Linked DNA regions of Homo sapiens: region 1 is linked to region 2. Evidence: read pairs that join two places in POLR2A ChIA-PET (ENCODE). Cell type or tissue: HepG2. All regions are shown on one strand. Each heading gives the region's core, and the rest is flanking DNA. Links, peaks and the distances in the headings are about the cores only. Region 1 overlaps ARHGEF18 (Rho/Rac guanine nucleotide exchange factor 18). Region 2 overlaps INSR (insulin receptor).

Region 1 (4,384 bases), core at 237-4,236, 130 kb after region 2:
TGCGTTTTTCTGGAGGAGCAGAGCAGCTAGGGTTTTCATCAGATCTCCAACCAGAACATGCGACCTTGGAAAAGTTCGGCAACAATTTTCTAAGCCAGGGACTGGCAAACTGCAGTCCATCACCTGTTTTTGTTGTTGTTGTTGTTTGTTTGTTTGTTTTGAGATGGAGTCTCACTCTGTTGCCCAGGCTGGAGTACGGTGGCGCGATCTCAGCTCACTGCAAGCTCTGCCTTCCTGGTTCATGCCATTCTCCTGCCTCAGCCTTCCAAGTAGCTGGGACTACAGGTGCCCGCCACCATGCCCGGCTAATTTTTTGTATTTTTAGTAGAGACGGGGTTTCACCGTGTTAACCAGGATAATCTCGATCTCCTGACCTCGTGATCTGCCCGTCTCGGTCTCCCAAAGTGCTGGGATTATAGGCGTGAGCCACCGCGCCCAGCGCTGTTTTTTGTTTTTTGAGTTTTTTTGTTTGTTTGCATACGCTGAAAGCTAAGAATGGGGTGGGTTTTTTACATTTGTAAATGGTTGAAAACAAATATTTGGTGACACACAACCATTCTATGAAATTTGCATTTTACAGTCTGCAAATAAGGTTTTGTGGCAGGACAGCTCGCCTGTTCATTTATGTATCACCTTCGGTGGTTCCCAAGCTACATCTTTGCTTTTGGTTTTGTTCTGAGACAGAATCTCGCTCTGTCGCCCACGCCAGAGTGCAGTGGCGTGATGTCGGCTCACTGGAGACTCCGCCTCCCAGGTTCAAGCGATTCTCACGCCTCAGCCTCCCGAGTGGCTGGGATTACAGGTACCTGCCACCATGCCTGGCTAATTTTTTTTAGTAGAGACGGGGTTTCACCATGTTAGCCAGGCTGGTCTCAAACTCCTGACCTCAAGTGATACACCCACCTCAGCCTCCCAAAGTGCTGAGATTATAGGCATGAGCCACCGTGTCTGGCTCAAGCTACATTTCTGGTTGGCAGAGTTGAGTTTGCAGCATTACAAAGCAAGTTTGCCAACCCCTGAACGAGGTTATCTGGTAGCAAGCAAGGTGAGTGGCTTATCATGTCCTGCAAATCAATAAACCCCTTACAAAAAAATGACCTTGAGCAATGAGAGTTCCAACAGCGTCTAATTTCCTGAATGTCACTTTATAATCACAGAAAACTTTGCACAAATAATAACAATGGTTAGCATTACCGTATGGAGCACTTACACTATCCCAAGCACTGTAAGTGCTTTATTTTGTTTTTATTTAGATTTTTTAAAAATAGAGACAAGGTCTTGCTATGTTGTCCAGGCTGGTCTCGAACTCCTGGCCTCAGGTGATCCTCCCACCTATGCCTCCCAAAGTGCTGGGATTACTGGTATGAACTACTGAGCCCGGTCTGTAAGTGCTCTAAACCGATTTCCTCATTCAGCTTTGTAACTCTGTAGACACTAGCACTTTCTCTCTTTCACAGATGAGGAAACTGAGGCCCAGAGAAGTTAAGTTTTTGCTCAAGTCAGGGTTTGAACTCACAGCCTGAGCCCCCGATCACCAATCCATTGGCATATGATGCCCTTTTATTTTTATTTTTATTTATTTATTTTCAGATGGAGTTTTGCTCTGTCACCCAGGCTGGAGAGCAGTTGGCACCATCCCAGCTCACTGCAACCTCCGCCTCCCAGGTTCAAGCCATTCTCCTGCCTCAGCCTCCTGAGTAGCTGGGATTGCAGGCATGCGCCACCACGCCTGGCTAATTTTTGTATTTTTAGTAGAGATGGGGTTTCACCATGTTGGCCAGGCTGGTCTCAAACTCCTGACCTCAGGTGATCCACCCCCCTCAGCCTTCCAAAATGCTAGGATTACAGGCATGAGCCACCGCGCCTGGCCTGCCCTTTGATTTTTAAAAAATATACTTTTAATTTTATATTTACAGGAAAGTACAAAGAAAGCAGAGAGAGTCCCTTTAAGCCCTCCTTCCCAGCTTCTCCTCATGTTATTTTTAATTTTTTTGAGACAGAGTCTCACTCTGTTGCCCAGGCTGGAGTGCGGTGGCACGATCACAGCTTACTGCAGCCTCGACTTCTTGGGCTCAAGAGATCCTCCCACTTCAGCCTCCCGAGTAGCAGGGACTACAGTCTCGTAGCACCACACCAGGCTAATTTTTTTTTTTTTTTTGAGACAGAGTCTCGCTCTGTTGCCCAGGCTGGGGTGCAGTGGCGTGATCTTGGTTCACTACAACCTCTGCCTCCTGGGCTCAAGCAATCCTCCCACCCTAGCCTCCCAAGTAGCTGGGACTAGAAGTGCATGCCATCATACCAGGATAATTTTTTTTTTTTTTTTTTTTTTTGTAGAAACAGGGTTTTGTCACATTGCCCAAGTTGGTCTTGAACTCCTGGGCTCAAGCGATCCACCCACCTCAGCCTCCCAAAGTGCTGGGATTACAGGTGTGAGCCACTGCATCCACCCTACATTTTCTTCCTTCCTTCCTTCCTTCTTCCTTCCTCCCTTCCTTCCTTCCTTCCTTTCTTTCTTTCTTATTTACTTATTTTTTTTTTTTTGAGATGGAGTCTTGCTGTGTCACCCAGGCTGGAGTGCAGTGGCACAATCTTGGCTCACTGCAACCTCCACCTCCTGGGTTCAAGCTACTCTCCTGTCTCAGCCTCCCGAGTAGCTGGGATTACAGGCGTATGCCACCATGCCTGGCTAATTTTTTGTATTTTTAGTAGAGACAGGGTTTCGCCGTGTTGGCCAGGCTGGTCTCGAACTCCTGGCCTCAAGCGATCCGCCCACGAGTCGTGACATCCAGCCCACTCTCAGGGTGGTGGGAATTAAGCTCTTTCTCCTGGAGACATCATTTGATTTTGATTTGCAGGACAACCCTTTGAGGTCAAGAAAGATTTGAGTTTGTGTGAAAGAAATGATGTGGGGCCGGGCGCGGAAGCTCACTCCTGTAATCTCAGCGCTTTGGGAGGCTGAGGCAGGAGGATCCCTTGAGTTCAGGAGTCTGGGCAATATAGTGAGACCCTCGTCTCTACAAAAAAAATGTTTAAAAGTTAGCCAGGTGTGGTGGCACTCGCCTATAATCCTAGCTACTCGGGAGGCTGAGGTGGCAGCATTGCTTGAGCCCAGGTGTTCAAAGCTACAGTTAGCTATGATTTGCCACTGCCCTCTAGCCTGTGCCACAGAGCAAGACCCTGTTCCTAAAAAGAAAAAAGAAATAATGTGGGTAAAGGCTGGGCGTGGTGGCTTACACCTGTAATCCCAGCACTTTGGGAGACCAAGGTGGGAGGATCACTTGAGGTCAGGAGTTTGAGACCAGCCTGGCCAACATGGTAAGACCCCATCTCCATTAAAAACACAAAACAATTAGCGGGGCATGGTGGCACATGCCTGTAATCGCAGTTACTCAGGAGGCTCAGGTGGGAGGATCCCTTGAACCCAAGAGGTGGAGGTTGCAGTGAGGCAAGATTGCGCCACTGCACTTCAGCCTGGGTGACAGAGCGAGACTCTGTATCAAAAAAAAAAAAAAAAGAAAAAAGAAAAGAAAAGAAAAGAAAGAAAAATGATGTGGGTAGCACTCACTTAGCATGATGTCTGGTACACACGGGCAATGGTATCTTGTATCATCATCATCATCCTCTTCATTTTTTGTTATTGTCATTTAAAGTCTTTCAGCCAGTAAGCGGCAAAGCTAGCATTTAAATCATAGACGCTTGCCTCTGCAAAGCTGCAAAAACAAATAAAAATAATAATAAATCACAGACCAAGCCAGGTGTGGTGGCTTACGCCTGTAATCCTAGCACTTTGGGAGGCCGAGGAGGGAAGATCACGAGGTCAAGAGAGGGAGACCATCCTGGCCAACATGGTGAAACACCGTCTCTACTAAAAATACAAAAATTAGCTGGGTGTGGTGGCGCCTGCCTGTAGTCCCAGCTACTTGGGAGACTGAGGCAGGAGAATCACTTGAACCCGGGAAGCAGAGGTTGCAGTGAGCTGAGATCACACCACTGCACTCCAGCCCGTTGACAGAGTGAGACTCTGTCTCAAAAAAATAAATAAATAAAATAAAAATAAAAAAATAAATCACAGACCCTAACCCTGTTCTCTGACAACAAACCCCTCCCCACCTGTGTCAGGAGGCATGAAGGGGCCAAAACACCCATGTCTCATTCCCAGCAGGCTGAGAAAAGTCCTCCCAAGGTATAACTCCCCACAGGCCTACCTGCTTTTAAAGGTATTCAAAGTCAACGTGACAGTCTGTCCCGTTTCCTCCCGTCCGTGGGACAGACGGAGGAAACAGCCTCACAGTAAGTTAAACAAACAGAACAGAGAATGAGTCATACTCCAGGTAATTAGAGAAGGTGGGTCTCCACGATAAAGTTGGGATGCTTTTCAGAGAAC
Region 2 (4,384 bases), core at 292-4,291:
ACAGCCAAAGGGAAAGCCGCCTTTCCATTACGATGGATTTTAACTCTACCCGCCTTCTTCCCAAAAGGATTGGGCCAAAAGGTCAGTTTCAACTGATAGCCCTCAGCCTCCCCCGGCCCCCCTCCCCGGTCCCCGCACCCACCCGCTCCAGGAAGCCAGGCAATGGTGGGAATTGTAAATTCGTTATCTTCACCACTCAAGATTTAGACAGCATCATCTCTGGGGCAGCCAAGTGACCACACGGTCAACTGGTCTACCATCTTTCAGCGCAGCCTTGAACCCACCAAAACACTTTCTGCCCACCCATCAGCTTATCTAACCTGATAGTTACTTTGACTTCCTCCCTGACTCAGCAAGGACTTCGGGGACGCAACAAAAAGCCTGGCTCAGCAAGGCTGTCCACTCAGTATTGGTGGAAACAGCCCCTCCTAAACACAGCCCCTGTGTGACCTTCATGACGGCATTGGAGCCCATAAGGACCCTGCACTGGTCCAAGCCTCCCTTCCCGGCATGAGGCACCCTCTTCACTCTTGCCCACAAAACGCCTCTTGGCCTTCTCTTTGCCATTTCATCCACCCGAATACCCTTCCCTCTCACCCTGTCTTTTCTTTTTTTTTTTTTTTCTTGTCTTGTCTTTTCTCTTTCTTTCTTTCTTTCTTTCCTTCCTTCCTTCCTTCTGTTTTTGTTTGTTTGTTTTTGAGACAGGGTCTCACTCTGTTACCCAGGCTGGGGTACAGTGGTGTAATCATAGCTCATTGCAGCCTCAAAGTCCCAGGCTCAAGCGATCCTCCCACCTCAGACTCCTGAGTAGCTGGGACTATAGGCACACAGCACCATGCTTGGCTAATTTTTTAAAATTTTTTGTAGAGATGGGGTCTTGCTATGTTGCCCAGGCTGAGCTCGAATTCTAGGTTCAAGTGATCCTCCTGCCTCGGCCTCCCAAAGTGCTGGGTTTACAGGTATGACCCACCACACCCAACCTCATCTTCTTTCTTTGTGATCCTTGCCACCCAAACCAAAGCACATCTCTGCCACTCCAATCTGGAACAATCTCTCCTCTTTTACAAAGGCCAACGGCAATTCATCTTCAACCCCCGGAAGAGGAGCCGGGAGCCCAGAAACATACTCTCTAGGGTACTTGTTCTTTCCTGCTCTACAAAATCCAATCATCTCCAAAGTGAAAAGTTTGTTTAAAAAATTTCAATCAAATTTTTAAAATTTATTTTATTTTAAAATAAAATAAAAATGAATAAATAAGGGCTGGGCATGGCGGCTCACGCCTGTAATCCCAGCGCTTTGGGAGGCCAAAGTGGGAGGATCACCTGAGGTCAGGAGTTCGAGACCACCCTGGCCAACATAGTGAAACCCTGTCTCTACTAAAAATACAAAAAAAACACAACAATTAGCCGGGTGTGGTGGTGGGCGCCTGTAGTCCCAGCTACTTGGGAGGCTGAGGCAGGAGAATCACTTGAACCCGGGAGGCAGGGGTTGCAGTGAGCCGAGATTGCGCCACTGCACTTCAGCCTGGGCAACAGAGCAAGACTCCATCTCACTAAATAAATAAATAAATAATTCCAATCCTGGCTGGCACAGTGGCTCACACCTATAATATAATGCAACAGTTTGGGAGGTTGAAGCAGGTGGATTGCTTGGGCCCAGCAGTTCAAGACCAGCCTGGGTAACGTGGTGAAACCCCATGTCTACAAAAAATACAAAAATTAGCCAGCATGGTGGTGCGTGCCTGGAATTCCAGCTACTCAGGAGGCGGAAGTAAGCCAAGATTGCGCCACTGCACCCCAGCCTGGACAACAGAGTTGAGACCCTTGTCTCAAAAAGAAAAAACAAGAAAAAAAAATGCCAATCATCTGAGTGAAAAATGAATTACAACTACTGTGGAATTTTTTTCAGTACAGTTTTTTTTGTTTGTTTCTCTCCTAGATTTTTTTTTTAAAGATCTTTGACAACATAAAAGGGAAGAAAGACGAATGAGAGATTCAAGTGGGCCATCATTCACGTTACATGCTCTACCCTACCTTTTTTTTTTTTTTTTTTTTTCTTTTTTTGAGATGGAGTCTCGCTGTGACACCCAGGCTGGAGTGCAGTGGCACAATCTCGGCTCACTGCAACCTCCGCCTCCTGGGTTCAAGCGATTCTCCTGTCTCAGTCTCCCAAGCAGCTGGGATTACAGGTGCCCACCACCATACCCAGCTAATTTTTGTATTTTTAGTAGAGACGGGGTTTCACTATGTTGGCCCAGGGTGGTCTCGAACTCCTGACCTCAGTTGATCCACCCACCTTGGCTTCCCAAAGTGCTGGGATTACAGGCCTGAGCCACCGTGCCCGGCCTCCCCCACCTTATCTTTTTCTTTTTGTTGGATCCCCGTGTGCAGGCGTTACACTTTCCTGTCTTCTGTATGGACGACAGTGACATCGCCACAAGGGAATTTATCAATATTCCCTGTTATCTAGAGAACATCATGATTTCCAGGTGCTCTGCTCCAAACACGTCTAGAAGCACGGGTTCGATGACTCACTCGAAGGGGAAAGGCGGGGTGGGAGGAGGGAGGAGGGTGGAGTGGGGGCCTTGCCTTGTACATATACTGCCCTCCTCCACCCAAACAGAGAGCTCCAAAAAAAAAAAAAAAAAATGCTAATCATCTGAGTGAAAAATGAATTACAACTACTGTGGAATTTTTTTCAGTACAGTGCTCTACCCCACATTTTTTTTTCTTTTTTTCTTTTTTGAGACAGAGTCTCAAAAAGTAAGGAAGGAAGGAAGAAAGGAAGGAGGGAAGAAAGAAAAGGAAAGAAAGGAAGGAAAGAGGGAAGGAAGGAAGGAAGTACCAGCAAAGGGCAGCTGGGCTGTATGGCCTCAGGCCGTGGTGCTCCCAAGTCCCACTGAAACAGCCTCTATCCCTGAATGCTGAATGTCCAGCTCATATATAGACAGAGTCTCACCCTGTCACCCAGGCTGGAGTGCAGTGGCGCAATCTCCACTCATTGCAACTTCCGCCTCCCAGGTTCAAGTGATTCTCCTGCCTCAGCCTCCTGAGTAGCTGGGATTACAGGTGCCCGCCACCACGCTCAGCTAATGTTTGTACATTTTTTAGTAGAGATGGGGTTTCTCCATGTTGGCCAGGGTGGTCTTGAACTCCTGGCCTCGAGTGATCTGCCCGCTTCGGCCTCCCAAGGTGCTGGGATTACAGGCATGAGCCACCATGCCCGGCCAAAAATGTGAAAAAGCATTCTTAAGCCAGGCAAGCACAGTGGCTCACGCCTATAGTCCCAGCACTTTGGGAGGCCAAGAAAGGAGGATTGCTTGAACCCAATTGTTTGAGACCAGCCTGGGCAACATAGCAAGACCCCATCTCTACTAAAAAAATAAAAAGAAATTAGCTGGGCGTGGTGGTGCCTGCCTGTGGTTCCAGCTACTGAGGAGGCTGACTGAGGTGGCAGTGGCCTATGATCACCCCACTGCACTCCAGCCCAGGCGACAGAGTGAGACCCCATCTCTAAAAATAAAAATAAAATAAAAAATTCTTAGCTCATAGGTCATACAAAAATAGCAGCTGGCGGACTGGATTTGGCCCACAGGTCGTAGTTTGCTGATCACTGGGCAAAGGCCTTACGTCAGACAAGTCTGAAGTCAAACCATTCCCCAGCTAGGTCTCCTAGAGCAAGTCTCATAATTCCTAGCCATGCCTCAGTTCCCTCTTCTGTAAAATGAGGATAACAAACCCTCATAGGCTGTGATGGGATCCCCTAAGGCATTGCTTAGCACATAGTAAGTGCTCAGTAAACACTAGCTATTGATGAGTGTTAAGGATGTCATTGTCAACTGTGAGCCAGGTACTATGACAGGTGCTTGAGATACAACAAAGTCCCTGCCTTCAGGAGAGCTTAGTCTGATAGGAGAGGCCCTAAGTCAAGACAGAATGAGAAGGCTGATAAGAAGAGGCAACACACATGTTGGCAGGGGCAAATTCTAGATTTCCTCTCCAGTTTCTTTTCCTTCTTTCCTTCCTTCCTTCCCTCCTTCCTTTCCTTCTTCCTTCCTTCCTTCCCTCCTTCCTTTTTTTCTTTCCTCCTTCCTTCCTTCACTCCTTCTTTCATTTCTCCTTCCCTCCTTTCCTTCCCTCCTTCCTTCCTTTCTTTCTTCCTTCCTTTCTCCTTCCCTCCTTCTTTCCTTCCCGCCTTCCCTCCTTCCTTCCTTCCTTTCTTTCCTTTTATTTCTTCCCTCCTTCCTTTTTTCCTTCCTTTTCTTTTCTTTCTTCCCTCCTTCCTTCCTTCCCTCCTTCCTTCCTTTCTTTTTACAGTTTCCTGCATTTCACCAACTTCCCGCAATGACATCTATAAGACACAAAGGTAAAGAGCTTGGATTCTG

Evidence for each region. ChIA-PET counts read pairs that join two places held together with the same protein. Peaks named below come from ENCODE experiments on the same cell type or tissue, not always from the same donor. Only the 100,000 strongest peaks of a DNase experiment are listed, where the experiment ranks them.
Region 1: POLR2A ChIA-PET joins it to region 2 with 6 read pairs; 3 of 35 experiments call an interaction of 5 or more read pairs at or near these places.

What each region holds. Positions count from the first base shown.
Region 1 is chr19:7,387,011-7,391,394 of GRCh38, forward strand. All of the region lies in intron 10 of ARHGEF18 (Rho/Rac guanine nucleotide exchange factor 18), which reads left to right. It overlaps ARHGEF18-AS1 (ARHGEF18 antisense RNA 1), which reads right to left. Exons shown (of 2, transcript NR_186326.1): 2 at 1,130-3,710. Among named protein-coding and RNA genes, the nearest start is that of ARHGEF18-AS1, 5.9 kb to the right of the region's middle. RefSeq lists an enhancer at 524-683. In HepG2, for the core only: no CTCF peak of the experiment used is centred there; no DNase peak of the experiment used is centred there.
Region 2 is chr19:7,254,898-7,259,281 of GRCh38, forward strand. All of the region lies in intron 2 of INSR (insulin receptor), which reads right to left. Among named protein-coding and RNA genes, the nearest start is that of INSR, 37 kb to the right of the region's middle. RefSeq lists an enhancer at 2,492-3,354. In HepG2, for the core only: no CTCF peak of the experiment used is centred there; a DNase peak (open chromatin) is centred at 2,454.